Regions from separate parts of the Homo sapiens genome. Here region 2 is linked to region 1. A link is an interaction called in ENCODE POLR2A ChIA-PET data of the cell type or tissue named here. Cell type or tissue: PC-3. All regions are shown on one strand. Each heading gives the region's core, and the rest is flanking DNA. Links, peaks and the distances in the headings are about the cores only. Region 1 overlaps P3H2 (prolyl 3-hydroxylase 2). Region 2 overlaps P3H2 (prolyl 3-hydroxylase 2).

Region 1 (8,350 bases), core at 157-8,156:
ATGGTTGTCACAGATTGGGAAGGAGGGAGGGGTTGATTATAAAAGGGCTGCATGAGGGAATTTTGGGTGGTGACGTAACTGCTCTGTATCTTAGTTTCTGTGTGGTGGTCAACATGACTGAATTTGTTGATGGGAATCGATCTATACATCAAAAATGGGAATTCTGCTGTATGTTTATTTAAATTACATTAAATAATTTCAAATATTTAAAAATATCTGGCCAAATCGCTTTTTCTTTTCTTTTCTTTTCTTTTTTTTTTTTTGAGACGGCATTTCACTCTGTTGCCCAGGCAGGAGTGCAGTGGTGTGATCTCGGCTCACTGCAACTTCTGCCTCCCAGATTCAAGCGATTCTCCTGCCTCGGCCTCCTGAGTCGCTGGGATTACAGGCATGTACCACCACACCCGACTAATTTTTGTATTATTATTAGAGACAGTGTTTCACCGTATTGGTCTGGCTGGTCTCACACTCCTGACCTCAAGTGATCTGCTTGCCTCAGCATCCTGAAGTGCTGAGATTACAGGTGTAAGCCACCGCATCTGCCCCCAAATGGCTATTTTTTTCTTTTCTTTTTTTTGGTTTTTTTGTTTGTAATTGCTTCCTTGGCAACTAGGAATAGTTCATAAAACAAAAGCTTTTATATCAGAAGACCAGAGTTTAAATATTGGCTCCCACATTATTTGCTGCATAACTTTACAAAAATATTTTAACTTCTCTGGTTCATTCTATTTAATAGGTATTAGAGGATACCTGATACCCAACCTGCCTCAGTATATTTGACAATTGAGTTAGTCTATATAAAATCCTATTAAAATGTTATGTGAATATAAAGCTTATTAAAGAGATATTTAAAAGTTTTAAATTCTTAAAGATTAAACAGTCTTAAATCCTTCATTTTTTTTTCTCTTGTAAACCCTTGAATAAATTTCTCAGGACATCTCTTTGTCACTCCCTTTTAATCTACCAGCTATGATGTATATAGCAATTTTCTGTCACCCATTAATAATCTTATGCGTTTTATTTTTTACTTTTGCTCTTTTATTGATACTGTTATCATGTCCTTTGCCTTAATTTACACTAAAGGACAGCAGGATGGGAGTATTGCACTATTGATAACTCAAAATAATCTCCATTTAAACAAAAGGCAAAAGGCTAAATACCTTCTGTTGGGCTTTAGGCTGCTTGGGGGATTTAAAGCAAACCCAGATCTTATACCGGAATGTCTTATTAGAGTTTTTCCTTCAACATGTGCTTCTAATTAGCAGTAATATTTGGAGTGGGGGCAGGGGACAAAGGGTACATACAGGTTATGTTATCAATTGTTAAGTTACTTAGTTTAAATTCTACACAGTAAGCTGCAGTGAAGGGTCCCTGGAAACCATTTGTTAGTTGGATGAATATTTCTGACCAGTTATTTTATTCAATTGCAAGAATTGTCTCTACTTCTGCACCATTTGGTTTCCCATTTTGCCATATTCAGAATGAAATTTTTTCTTCTGAAAGTCTCAGTTGCCACCACCATCTCCTTCCCACTTCTGTTGTTCTCTAAAATGAAGTCACAGTTTGTCTCCCTTTTTTGTATAACCACATCACTCTGCCTTTTCTCCCAAACTTTCTCATTTTTCAGTTAGTCTCAAATTTCTGATTTGAGAATTTTGCTCTTACCTAATGATGCATTCCACATATTTCTTGTGTCTCCAAAGGAATGGTAAATCATACATATAGACTTCATACATGTTTGAATAAATACAACAGTATTGAAAGCCCATCAAAAGGAAGTCCAAGGGAGTGATCAAATTATTTTGCACCTTAGAATTTTGTGCAAATGACTATGCCTTAATAATTAATAACATCTAAACTGGTATATCACTTTATAGTCGACATGATAATTTCATTCTTAACGTAATCTTGTGAGATTATTATTTAAAATCTCCATTTTAAAAAAAATTAACATTGAGTCTTAAAGGAATTATGACTTGCTTAAGATTGCATGATGGCAAGACAGAAATTAAAACTCATAATCTAATGTCAAATCACATTCATTTCCACTTTTCTTTTTCTCCCTCAGTCTCACTCACTGAGTCTACCTTTGACTTCAATTATAAGGAAACAGAATTAGTTCCCCCAAGTTCCCTCTGTAGAATCTGACAAAGACCAGGGACACCCTCTGCTCTGCCCTTGAGCGATGATCCCTTCTCCTCCACTGTGATGTAAACCAGGCAGCAGCCATGGTACATGAGATACTTACACTGATTCATTTAACAACAAAGGCCTCCAAAGGCATGGAAAAACTGAATCATCATTCTTTGAGAAACTATGTTGGCAACGTTGGAAAGATAAAAATATATATATATATTTACTTGGTAATAGAATAAAATTTTCAATTAACAACAACAACAAAATAGTATCATGGATTGGCACATGCAGAAGCCCAAACAATAGTAATAATGTTTATGTCTGCAAATATTTTATAGTTTATTCTGGCCAATCATATAGCTCATCTCATTTGACACTTAGGAGTGAAGGGATTATCTGCCCATTTCATATATTAAAAAAACATTGTGGTTGGATAACTTGAGATCATATAGCTGGAAAGGAGAGCATTAAGGTGTATAATTTATACCTTTTCAACTTAATTCTAGAATTCTGACACTGCCTTCCCTAAAAGGAGAAGCAAATTATAAGTAAAAATCTATATTAATGATTCTTAACATTACTGGATCATTACTTTTAGAATCTAGTATAAGCTCTAGATTTCTCCCCAGAAAGATGATCACATCTACACAATTTTATGTGCTTCATAGATCCCTAAGCTTCAGGAAAAATATGGACCCTAGGGAAGAATCATTGCTCTGGATAGAGTCTGCAGAAGAAAATAAGATACCGTGGCTCAGATTTTAGCAAATAGTTTGACTTAGTTACCTGAATCAATTCTTGTCCCTTGATGTCAACACGTCAATCTGTCACATCTATTCACCTTATTAGCATGACTCTCTGTTTTCTTTTTACAATTACTGATCAGCATGACTTTAAAGGTCATTTTAAATTACTGACACTTATTTGAGATATGAATGTTAATGATTATATGGTAAGACATTTTAATAAAGTCAATTTATAAGCAATTTAACTATGGCTATTGTGTCTAAAACATTTCTTGCGCCTCCTTTATGTCACATATTGCAGACACTCAATATTTGTTAAGCAAAATAATAGTTTCTTTAAAATGAGACAACAGAATATTTCTATTGCAATGAAAGCATCACACATGGGCTCAAATAACAATATCGATAAGCCATCACCAACATTTATTTTTGTACAAAGCCACTCTCCTGCCTAAGTTGAAACTTCTCCACTGATCTCAAAGATCTCCAAGATCTAATGACAAGCTAATTCACACTGGTGATGAAAACTATCTTTTTAGAAAATCAGCAAAAATAAAACTGAATTAGAAGTTGGTATTGAGATATAACTAAATCTAAGAGAAAATTAGATCAAATTGCTTTTGATTTCCATTCATACTGTTTCACAAAATGCTTATCTACTGTGCCTAACACACTGCAAGTCAAGACCTGTCGCGAGCCGAGATTGCGCCACTGCACTCCAGCCTGGGGCACAGAGCAAGACTAGGTTTAAAAAAAAAAAAAAAAAAAAAACTGTCACAAACAAGGAAACCTGATTGGCTGCAAGCTTCCTGGAGACTATGAGTGAGTAACATGATGAGATAAACAGAACTTTTGGCACTAGAAGTGCTGTGGCCTCTCAGCCTCCTGAGCATACAGTCTTCCTCCAAACACCAGATACACCCCTGCATTATCTCAATCACCCCAGGTGTCCTCCTAGATAAAAACCTAGATATTCAACAAGAAGAACTAACTGCAGAATGAAAAAAAAAAAAAAAAAAAAAAAAGTGAAACCCAAACAGGAGTAGAAAAAAGTCACATAAAATAAAAGCTGATGACTTTTTAGTTCCCTTTCTGCCTAAAGCTCCAGGGATGAAATAAGGATAGAAGCTGGCATTATAGCTAAAAGAAAGTTGGTCCCCTAGGATGCATTAATCACTGAAGCCAGAGGTGGAAATGACTGCAGAGGCCATTTATTTCATCCCCAAGACAAGCCAGAAATATACCTTATAGTTTCCTTCCTAAAGGACATACAATATTTATCATACACTGAATGAAACCATATGCCACAATAATTCACATTTATGGACAAGGCAGAGGTTAAAAGTTTTAAAGAATAAACTGCAGTTAGTATGCTTCATGAAATCCTACTCTTTAACTCTATGTTTAAGAATTGAGGACTGTGGCCAGGTGCGGTGGTTCACGCTTGTAATCCCAGCACTTTGGGAAGCCAAGGCGGGCGGATCACCTGAGGTCGCGAGTTCAAGACCAGCCTGACCAACATGGAGAAACCCTGTCTCTACTAAAAATACAAAATTAGCCGGGCGAGGTGGCATATGCCTGTAATCCCAGCTACTTGGGAGGTTGAGGCAGGAGAATTGCTTGAACCCAGGAGGCAGAGGTTGCGGTGAGCCGAGATCACACCATTGCACTCTAGCCTGGACAACAAAAGCGAAACTCCATCTCAAAAAAAAAAATAAAAAAGAATTGAGCACTGTAAGGAAGGACAATTTTATGGAGCATATGATTGTTGAGTCCTCCACTAATAGTAACAGAATCCCCCAAACGCAACTACCAGCCATAGTTAAATGGCAACTCATGTTTAAATGAAAGCACATATTCAATTTTAATAAGTCTGTACCTTGGTATAATGCTTTGCTTCTCAGTTTGCAAAATTTAATGCATCTAATTCTGATATGATAACTTCATGAAATATAGCATGTGTTATCTTCACAGATGAGAAAACAGGCCCCAAAGATACAAAATTACTAGCTAAGAGTCTTATATATTGTTAATTGCAAAACCGTTGAACCTTTTATTTAAAAACATGTGTTAAGCCCATAGCATGGAGTAACCACTACACAGGGAACCAGGGATATAAAGATAGGGAAAACAAAGTCTTTGCCTTCCAGGCATTCAACATCTACCAAGGAGCATAAAAGAAATGCCCACAAACTCTTAAGTAATATGGACTATGATAAATCCCTCCAAAGGTTTCCAGAACGCATGAGGACTCACAGGAAGGAGGAATCAGTATGAGATTATTCGGGTTGATTTTCTACTGATCATGAGGTCAGTAAGGGGAGAAAATGAGATTTATTGATTCTTGTTTCCCCAGTGAGCCTAGAACACTCTGTAGGTGTTCAGAGTATTGATGGAAAGGAATGAATAATGAATGCATTAAGCTTTCTGTTCCCTGTATTTACTTTCTATGATATTCATTCCTAAAATGATTCACTTTACACTCTAAGAATAAGGAACAGAACAAAAACTCACAGGAATATGGAGAAGTGAGAGCAGTGACTATAGTTGCATTAGATATTTCTTAAATAGATATTTAGCCTTTTAATCTTTTTATATGTAATAATTCAAGATGCGTATCTTCAAGTCCTCAGTAATTGGCATCACACACACACAAAAAACCCGTCTTACACTTTTATCAAATGATATCCAGGCGACCATCAGTTACAGAACAACTGCACATTTGGCTGCATAGATTCCAGGGGAGATTTGAAAAACCTGGGATGAAGATATTTGTAAAGCACCACCAGATATTTAAACAGTTTTTATTGGGTCTATAAACCATTGTGGTACTCATTCGGTCCATAAACCTGGTGTGCACACAGGATTACCTGAGGCTTGTAAGGGAGAATGCCAACTAATGGTTACTGAATCCACCACCTGCAGAATAACTTTGGAAAAGCAGCTTGTTCCATCAGAGTCAAGACACGAGAACACCATCTTTTCATAAAGACATGGAATCTGATCTGACTGGTCATCTAAGGGCACCAGATATACGACTAAAAATGTTCATATTCATCACCTAAGGAAGGTAATGCTTTTATGTTTGCTATCACAAACATAGACAGTAGTGTTTTTCCAGGAATGGTGATAATATTGCCTTAAGTCATTTACATCTTCTGATTTCTTGGTTTCACACAAAGTATCCCTGACTTAAGACAAACTGCATCATTGCCTGTGGAAAGTTATTGGAATAGCAGATACATTGGATACATTTCTGTTATGAACTCTATGCAAAAAATGAGCTGATTAGCATGCAATCCATTCAACAAATATTTAATTTATGATTATGATGTATCAGCTACTACAAAGCTAGTACACATAGTACCAGTTAATTTCCATATGTTGGCGTGTGTGACCTTCAAGAAGGCACTAAAGGTCTGGTATGGTGGTGCACACCTGTAAACACAGCACTTTGGGAAGCTGAGGCAGGCAGATCACTTGAACTCAGGAGTTAAAGATCAGCCTGGGCAACATGGCAAAACCATGGCTCTACTATATATATATATATATACACACACACACACACACACACACACACACACACACACACACACTCTCTCTCTCTATATATATATATATACTATATATATATATATAAGCTGGGCATGGTGGTGCACACCTGTAGCCCCAGCTACTTGGGAGATTGAGGTAGGAGGATCATTTGAGCCTAGGAGGTTAAGGCTGCAGTAAGCCAAGATTGTGCCATTGCACTCCAGCCTGGGCAACAACAAAGTGATAACCTGTCTTAAAAAAAAAAAAAAAAAAAAAAAGCACTAAAATTTGTGTTTACATAAGTTCTTCATTTTTTATTTTCATACCCTGTTTCTTTTTAGCATATTAAGAGTATATTTTTTAAAGGAGGGTGGCAGTGAAGAGAAGAAAACTTTACCGCCTACTCAGCAAAATGTTTAAATTCTTAGTCCAATAAGGGGAAATCCCGAGAGGTTCACAGCTGGCTCTGCTTACTGCAATTACAGAATGCAAACTAGTACTTCAGTCAGAGCCTGCTTAAAAGTTTCCATGCCTGACCTGCAAATGCTTAAGGAGAATAATAGCTACTTTGCAACCTGAAAGGCCTCAAAGACCTAGGTCAATAGCACAGCTGGTCTAGTCATTGTTGCCCCTCTATTAACATGTTAAAACCTGAATTAGCTAATTTCTCCCTATTACTTTTATATGGTTTTTTATGTTCTCAAGTACCAGGAAAGAGACACTCTGCTTTTTAAATTTTTAATTTTTTACACAAAGGCAATTTTTAATTTTTAAGTGAAAAACAATGCTGTGAACAGAACTTAAAAATTCATGGTCATGGGAAGTTCAACTTAAAAAAAATTTTAACATACAAAAAAGCATATGAAGAAAGTAAAAAGAAAGTAATCACTTACCCAGTTTGTTTATTTTTCTTACCTAGTTTGTTTTCAGTTTAGAACAGCATATGCATGGAAAACACATTCCCCACGGGGCAATTCTTTATTCTTAATGATTAAAGTCTGTAAGTGCCTAAACCAATGGCTTTTGGTAATTAGTGGCTTTAAACTCTAAAACTGGCTTCTATCGTCTGAATGCAATGGTGGAGGAGTAGAGGGAGGGGTGGAAGAAAATTATTTATTTTGGTTAAGACCTATCCTGACTAGGATCTTCTGATGTGTAACTAACCTAATAGACATGAATAGGAAGTTGAGATTCTGAACTCTATTAGGGACTGAGGGTTATTGCCATATTTGATGTTTTTTGTTTAACTTATCCAGTCCACAAAGTTTGTGGCAAGTAACTATGAAACTGACAGCAGAAAGTATATGGTATTAGGAATCTGAGGACACGGTTCCAAAAATTTTTACTTGTTTACTCTGTGTGTCCTTGGTGTCAGGATATCCTAAGAACTTCATTGTCTTGTAAGATTTTGTGTGTGTGTGTGTGTGTGTGTGTGTGTATGTAGAATCTGGCCATCTATCTCACAGGCATATTGTGGAATATATCAAAGTATGTCAGAATATACTGCAAACTCTAAAGCTGTATAGCAATATAAGATGTTAGTATATTTGTAATAAAAGATTTTCAAAATTAATGTAGAATCTTCCTTCGGAACAACCTTATGAATAAAAGTACAGTATGTTCTACTTTGCATCATTTCCAGTCCCTACAGTAAACCTTTTGACCTGAATTCAAAGGAATGGTTCCTATTTTACATTGGCATAGTTACTATTCCCTTTTAGGGGTAAGTGGGATTCCAGCATACTGACTGTTCTTAGAAACAAGAGTCAGGAGAAGGCAGTGAAAATTTATCCCCAGAGTTCCACATTTTGGAGAAAACTGTTGAGCCCTTAACATTTTTTTTCACTCATAAAATAATGCTTTGGTAGAAAGCCAGACTAGAAACAAAGGCTAGTCAATTTTAACGCTGAAAATGAAGGCAGATTTTTTTCATT
Region 2 (8,350 bases), core at 205-8,204, 52 kb before region 1:
CTGTGTAACAGAAGTAAACCATAGGAAATTGCTAAGCCTCCGGTATTCTGAGAATGGTGATGACCATGCAAGTTTCCTTGGGAAACAGATGAGGGAGTGAATTTGGAGGCTTTTTCTTTTTTTCTTTTTTTTTGAAACCCATGGTAATAATACACAAATCTAAGACTTTTTTTTTTAAGTCTTGCTTTCAGACTATTAGGGAGTGTAGTAGCTTAGTCTTATTCTTTATTTTCTAGAGAAAGTGGGTTCTTCCTTGATCTGGAAAAGAACTGGTCAAGCCCCATCTTCCCCTTCCCCTCCTTTATAGGGTAAAAGTGCACAGCTACTTACCTTCTCTTAGGTCTCGATCTATCTTGGGTGATAGCTTTTTTCCCATTGAGAATCCATGAACTTCTGCTCCCTCTACGTTCACTCCTGAAGGGACCCTGCCCATTCAAAAAATTTAAAATGGCAATTTGTCATTGAATAACGATGTTCAAAGGCAAAGAATACTTTACCAAGGTAGTCTGTGACTCTATATTGTGTATTTTATTGTAAACAAGTTCACCTGTCTTTTAAAGTCAAATTAAATGTCACTGCCTCTAGTAAGTTCTCTATTTCCTCGGTGAGTTTGCCTTATTTCACTCCTCTAAATCTTCTTAGCAACCTTTATTACAATTAATTGTATGCATAACATAACTCTCTTCAGATTAGACTCTAATCTCAAGTAGGAAAAAAATTATCATGAGCATCTTTATAATGCTCAGAGTGTCCAATGGGGCCTGGAACATGGAGTGCATCATTGAACAACTGTTGAATTGAAATAAATTATGTCATAATGTAGTAGTTCTTGACTATTGTGAAAAGAAGACACAGGTTTGTCATATGCAAACACACAAATGATAGCAGGCTGTTCTTTATATACGTAAAAATCAAACAAATCCAAATGTGTATATACATTCTTGGATCTCTCGAAATAATTTTATGCCACCCAAGGGTTGAGTTTTTGAAGCCTCGTGAAAGACTTCAAGATTCTAAATAAGAAGATCTGGATCTGTCCTTCCTTTGTGATGAGACTCTAAGCAAGTTGCTTGCCTTGTCAGGGCCTCAGGTTCCCAATTTGAAAATGAATAAGCTGGACCATGTGATCTCAAGCAGGTGTTTCTAACCTTCTGAGTTTCAGTCCTTTAAAAAGATGTAAATTGACTTTTGTCATTTTTAAATAATGAGCTTTCTTGGGGGAAGGGGAGAGGGATAGCATTAGGAGATATACCTAATGCTAAATGACAAGTTAATGGGTGCAGCACACCAACATGGCACATGTATACATATGTAACAAACCTGCACGTTGTGCACATGTACCCTAAAACTTTAAGTATAATAATAATAAAATTTAAAAAAAAATGAGCTTTCTTGATTTCTGATTCAGTTAGTGACACCTAATATTTTAGCTATTTTAGTATAACTTTCTGAACTTCATTATTTTAGGTAAATACAATAAGGGAATTCACCATCAAAAACCCATTTCACAGTTTTTCTGTTAATAAATCAAAACCAGTATCCAACCTTCTCAGATTCGGAATCATGGAACGTTAGCAGATAGAAAGCACCTGATTTAACCCTTTTTTTCCTGGAAAAAAAAAATGAGATCCAGAAAGCAGAAGATATATTACCTAAGGTTACAAAAACGTGGCAGGAAGAGCTGGGACCTGGATGTAGAGCTCCTAATTCAGAGCTTAGAATTATTTTATTATATCTCCTTGCCTATTTCATAGAGCTACATTTCTCTATGATAGGTTATGACACTAAGTATTTCTCCTCATAAAAAACCAGTTTGCATTCTGAATGGACTTACCGATTCTCATCCTGTCGTCCTCCATATCTGATCCAATAATTCTGTTTTGAATCGAGTAAAAAAAAAAATGCAGTAATTTTGTCACTAAAACATCACTTACAGAATTAAGATAAAATAAAATATGCACAAAACATTCAAAAGATCTATAATTTAGGAATTTTGCATATTGTGTAAAGATACAATATATTTATATTTTATAGATTAATGAAAAGGAAGGCTAAAGTTAGTGGAGATTTGGCAAGGAAAAAATGAAATACAAGTCGAGTTTTCAAATACTATGGAATTAGCCTAGATATCCATCCTTTTGTCCAAGAAAGTGACTTGGAATTTGGTGGCAGAAAAACATTTGAAAGATCATTCAGTTCAACTTCTTTATGTTTGCTGAATAAAACAAGCAAACAAAATTGAGCTTTAGTAATCATCTGTATAGATCATGAAATTAGTAAATAACATATTTTAAGGTCTCTTGGATAACATAATTTTAAAAGAATAATAAGTAAGGCCCGATATAAATATTAATATATTAGAAGGTGTTATATTAGAAATAGTACATTAAAATTAACCCATTTTAAAAAGTGTGCCTATAAAAACACGGCATAAGAAATGAAAAAAGGTTGTAAATGGACATATTATAAATAATTTTATAAATGTATTAACTTGTATATCATTTGAAGAACTTACATAGTAACCAATGGATAAATGAATAAAACCCATGCCCAAGTAATTAAAAGAAGAGGAAAAATAGTTAATATGTGAAAAGGTTTATTCTTGCTGGTCATCAAAAAAATTACAAGTTAAAATGATGTATTATTTCATACATAATATATAAATAATAAAAGTGATTTTCAAATGTTATTTCTTATCGCTGATAAATTTGTGGTAAAATGGTACTTTTATGCATTACTAGGATTCAAATGCCTGTTCAATCTGTTGTGAGCTATGAGACTTTAGAGTAGTCACTAAATCTTCCCACATGAGATAGTGTTAGTATTAAAATAGTGTGCAAATAAATAATTCCAAGAGAATTATTCTCTTAGTAATCATATATAATTATATATAATTATAAATAAATTAATAATAAATAATTTCTAAGAGAATTCTCTTAGAAAAGCAATTTAGTTTCAAGAAGTTTAAAACCTTATATCCTTTGATGACAGAATAATTCCACTCTTAAGAATTTATTTTCAGGACATAATTCAATAGAGAAAAAATGCTTAATACATTATGTATAATTCAAAAATCAGAAATAATTCAAATGTTCAGCAGAAGAGTTCATTTATTTATTGTATGTCAATTCTACCTATCTAAAATTCTAAATTCTACCAACTTTTTAGAGACTAAAATGTAGCTAAAAATACCTTTTAAAGCTATACAAATGTAGAAATTTCTTATGGTATCTTCTTAAAAGAATACAAATCTCTTTATACCATAGTATATGTTTCTGCAAAAGCTATGTCTTCATATAAACAATGATTAGAAGACAACATGGAAAAGCGGAGTGAAGTCAGCATGATGGGTGTGATAGCATTGTGACTGATGATATTTTGAATTCTCTTTAATGTTTAGGTAACATAAAAGCATTAATAGAAAAATTTAAAACACCACATCCGGAATTTAGGAAAATAAAACACTCCCGGGGCAAATGAGTCATACACAAAATACTTTTACCCAATAGATTTGCTTTTGACTTTAGACCTTGTTAATATGGAATGACTGATGTGGAAATCCATTAGTCTTTTAAAGTTCATCAGATGGCCGGGTGCGGCGGCTCAAGCCTGTAATCCCAGCACTTGGGGAGGCTGAGGCGGGCGGATCACCTGAGGTCAGGAGTCCGAGACTAGCCTGACCAACATGGTGAAACCCCATCTCTACTAAAAATACAAAAAAAAATTAGCTGGGCATTGTGGCGTGTGCCTGTAATCCCAGCTACTCGGGAGGCTGAGGCAGGAGAATTGCTTGAATCCAGGAGGCGGAGGTTGCAGTGAGCCGAGATCACGCCACTGCACTCCAGCCTGGGCGACAAGAGCGAGACTCCATCTCAAAATAAATAAATAAATAAATAGATAAAGTTCATCACATATATTGAGTAAATATCTCCCACCCCCAATTTTTACCTCAAGGAGGGCATCGAAATCTTAGCTTTTTGAGGTAAATGGCAAAAATGGAGGCAGGTAATAAAAACATAAAAAGGATTCCACTGAATCATTATTTTAATAAACGTTTCCTCTTTCCTCTTACCGGTTCAGTGTATGAAAACCCCAGACCTTCTGCAGCTGATTTTATCAGCTCAGACTCCAGCTTATGACGTTTCACAAACATTGTTAAATCCTAGAGAAAAAGAAGTAAAGAAAGACATTTTTTATTTAAATAGCAGGTAAGAGATATGATAAATGTTCAGGTGGCAATATTTTCATTAGATAGTCACAAATGAGCTAACAAATATTCAGAACTGCAAGACTTGGCCCCATCTCAACATACTTTCACACGCTAGCATGTATGAATAAAAATGTGCTTCAGGCATAAATAAAGTTTGAAAGAACCGAGTTCAACAACCTTTGCTAAATTGTTAGACATCTTTAAGACCAGTGTCATATTTTTATCAACTCTCCCCCGAACACATGCAGAATCAAGAATTTCTTTTCAGGCCAGGCGCGGTGGCTCACGCCTGTAATCCCAGCACTTTGGGAGGACGAGGCGGGCAGATCACCTGAGGTCGGGAGTTCGAGACCAGCCTGACCAACATGGAGAAACCCCGTCTCTACTAAAAAAAAAATACAAAATTAGCCGGGTGTGGTGGCATGTGCCTGTAATCCCAGCTACTAGGGAGGCTGAGGCAGGAGAATCGCTTGAACCCGGGAGGCGGAGGTTGCGGTGAGCCAAGATTGTGCCATTGCACTCCAGCCTGGGCAACAAGAGCGAAACTCTGTCTTAAAAAAAAAAAAAAAAAAAGAATTTCTTTTCAAAACATTGGTCTCACCTCTCTGGCCTCAATGGATGCCGGGTCAATGCTATCATCCAGCAGACTCTCATAGTAATCCACATTGTCTAGGACATCCTCATCATCTGGATGGCATAGAAGATAGGCTTTGGCACACTCCAGGGCTTTCACATACTCACCAACTGAAAGACAAAGGAGTTGCAGCATTAGAGTCAGCCTAGGTCTGTCCAAAGGATTTTAAAGGGAGGCCATCAACGTGTCTACAAAGGTCAGCATTAAACATGAATAAGAGGGAAGATAAATTGAGGCTCAGCAGAGAAAGCAGAAACAGTCACAGATAAAAGGAAAGACATGATTTCAAGTATTCAAAAGTTATTACCTTTGGTCTGCTTTGGTACTAGTTGTTTTGTGCAAATCGTCAAGTTTCTATCTGAAGATGTTTGTTGACAACTTTTATTATTTAACACATATAAACAGCAGAATTCTATGAGTTAATTCTGATTTTTGTACCGAGTTTGGGTTAAGTAAACATCCTGAAGGTGATCTTTGCAACAGTAATGTACCATTTTATATATAATGTATGAGTAACATAAGTGCTTTTAAAATGTTATTTTTCATTGCTGCAGTTTGTGGTAAACTGGTACTTCAATGCAAAGTCCTTCATAGAGTCCCAGATGTTCTGGAGGAAGCCCCTTAAATCCTTCACTATACAATTATAGCACATCCTACAGTAGCAAACTACTAAAAGGAACTAACAAGGATGTTTCCAATATAAACTTTTCATTATAGAAATATTTAGCTATTACAAGGGAAATTTTAAATGTCTGTATGCCTTGTTTTCAAATAGTTCACAACATTGTATTTCTTCTAATGGAAATTTACAATATACGTATGTGTGTATATATATGTGTGTGTGTGCATGTATGTGTGTATAATAAATACATACACACACACACACACATATATATATACTCTGAGATGACTCTGATTTTTAAAAGGAATGATAAAAATTAAGCAACTCTCTCATCTTTGATTCACTGTTTATGACTTGAGCACGTGATTCACTGTGTGCCATCAACGCCAGGATAATAAATAATGTTTTGTTTTTGGAAAGGAAGAGGATTTTGCAAAGTTCCTTTTAAATTCAGTTCTAAAAAAATTAAGTCTAAAAAACCATGCAAAATGTCAATCTAGTATAATTTTCAGTAAATTATCACAGCATTAAATTTTGTACTTTGCCCATTGGTGATATCCCCTTCTGCTCTTCTTGTCCTGCAGCTCAGGAGAGAAGAAATGCATAAATTCCTATTGCTTTCATAATAAACTGAAGAAGTCAGAAAACTCAATTACAAAAATGTGATGTCTGTAATGATGAACCACAACCCCCCAAGAAGTCTTCACGGATGATCCACGCTTTACCTCGATAGTAGGCAAACTGTAGGTAATCATAGTGCAGAGGAAGAAAATTCTCGATGGGAGAGAGGCGGCCAGGGCGGGTGGCAAGTTCCCTCACACATTCATGCTGACAAACAAGCACCTGCATGTAGTGATCTGGAAGACAAGAGCCAATACGTGTGTTCCTCCAGGTTGCTGAGTGCCCAAACGTCAACGTCACAGCCACAGTTACACAGGTCATTCCTCACCTCACCACACTGGAAGACCAAATTATTATAATCCTCACTTCCGGACTGCAAAACCTTTTTACAAAGAAAGTAGGTGACTTGCCAAGGTCTCCTGGTCAGCGATCACTAGAACGACAGTAGATTCCGAATCCTCCAGCTCACAGTCTGTTCTCTACACCTCACTTTTCCCTTCCCATGTACACTTTTTATACCCCACAGTCCACTTTACCCCACCTACACCCAGCTGAATGTCAGTTTTCATATTTAACAACTTTGGGGTCTCTCTTTGGATATCTTGGATGGCTCGAAGTGCCCTGGAATCGGGAATGGAAGTTCAGATGCTAGTAAATGTTAAGGAACAGTTTGGAAAAAGAAACCACCATGGGCATGGAAAATTCAGGCTGAGAAGTGAAGCAAAAGTGCTCTTTTTCTTTCTTAACATTTTCAAGCCAAATTGTCCTAAAAGAGAAATAAAAACTCTTTTTTTTTAAACCTATTGGTCAGAAACCTATTCTATCCAGTTATAAATTAGTCTATCGCCTAGACATAGTATATTCTAATACTAAGTACATTGTATATTCTTTACCAGAGACTGGTAAAACAGGCAGAAGGATGTAAACTAAAGGAATGAGCATCTTATTTCCTATTTCTCTTCACTCCCCTTTCTATTGCTCCCATTCTTCTTGCTTGAGAGTCCTGAAGTGTTAGGGTCTTCATGCCACCTTTGGCTCTGGACTCTATTTTATCAAAGCCTGAGATGAGGAAACACAAGTGGTGAATGTCCCAGAGAAGAAAATGCCTCCTACGTTTCACCTTGACTGATTTTTACAATGAAGATGGATGTATTTTCCAGCAAGAAAGATTCATTCATGGCTGCGCTGAGTGGGTTCTTTTGAGAATGATGATAAAATCATTTGATCTCATAGCTGTGCAATTTAATTTACCACAACTGCCTTTTTTTCAAAAGGTTCTCTGTTTAGTCTGAGTTTGGCTTGGATCTTGGTGATTTTGCAGAGGGACCCCAAAACACAACAGGAAGGAAACGTGCATTTTCTGGTGTGGGGGAATGTGCCAGTTTTGTATAACTTGGCTAACTGAATCATTTATAGCACAGCTAATAGAATCCCTAAAGCCCATTGGTTATTAACCCCAGTCAGGGGATGTGAAGGAAGAATGAGTTCTATTTATTTGATTAGCATGTTAGAAATAAATAACCAGCTGTTTCATTTCTTAAGAAAACAAAAATAAACAACCTTCAACTGTTTTCTCCTACTCAACTTACCATTTGCATTTCTATTTACTTTCTAATACACATTCCTTTTAATTCCAAGTGACAAGCAAAAGGTAAAGGCGAAAGATACCCACCGAGAACTCAAAATCTGAATGGAAATATTTTTTCAAAGCGGATACAAATAGCAGCAAAATAGGAGTGACAGAAAGGTATCCTTTAGGGTTTCATAGCAGAGCTAGTAATAAATAACTGCATTCAGCAGCCATTTGTATTTTTCCCGAACTGTTAATGTCTAACTCTAAAATTCAAATATTCTGATTTTCTAATACATTTGCTATTTAAAAAGCCAGTTTTATACCTAATTTAGGACAATTTTGAAGCAGACAAGAATTTACATAGTGAGAGCTGTCATATTACTTTTATTAGGTATATCCCTTGCCTCCTTTCTATCTTAAATGACATTGTGCAATTAATATGTTTTTAATAAGTTTGAGTCTTAAAAATTAAAGAACCTGAGTTATGAGATCTCTATTCTTTTCCAGCTACCGACATGCTGTGGTGACCTTGAGCAAATCACTAAATATTCATCTGTGGGAAATCGTCGGTCCATTTTCCTAAACCAGATCTAGGACATTGGCCAAAACTGTTCAGTGGCCATTGGTGGAAGCAGGTGTAGAGGCGAATGTGGGCGTGAAAGCAGGATGCATATCTCCCCACAACCACAA

What was found. ChIA-PET counts read pairs that join two places held together with the same protein. Peaks named below come from ENCODE experiments on the same cell type or tissue, not always from the same donor. Only the 100,000 strongest peaks of a DNase experiment are listed, where the experiment ranks them.
Region 2: POLR2A ChIA-PET joins it to region 1 with 17 read pairs; 4 of 35 experiments call an interaction of 5 or more read pairs at or near these places.

Annotation. Positions count from the first base shown.
Region 1 is chr3:190,034,604-190,042,953 of GRCh38, forward strand. The region is part of intron 1 of P3H2 (prolyl 3-hydroxylase 2); the gene reads right to left. Among named protein-coding and RNA genes, the nearest start is that of P3H2, 82 kb to the right of the region's middle. RefSeq lists an enhancer at 6,616-7,298. In PC-3, for the core only: no CTCF peak of the experiment used is centred there; a DNase peak (open chromatin) is centred at 3,658.
Region 2 is chr3:189,982,716-189,991,065 of GRCh38, forward strand. It overlaps P3H2 (prolyl 3-hydroxylase 2), which reads right to left. Exons shown (of 15, transcript NM_018192.4): 4 at 6,192-6,323; 5 at 4,812-4,954; 6 at 4,073-4,162; 7 at 1,835-1,875; 8 at 331-425. Among named protein-coding and RNA genes, the nearest start is that of P3H2, 130 kb to the right of the region's middle. In PC-3, for the core only: no CTCF peak of the experiment used is centred there; a DNase peak (open chromatin) is centred at 3,456.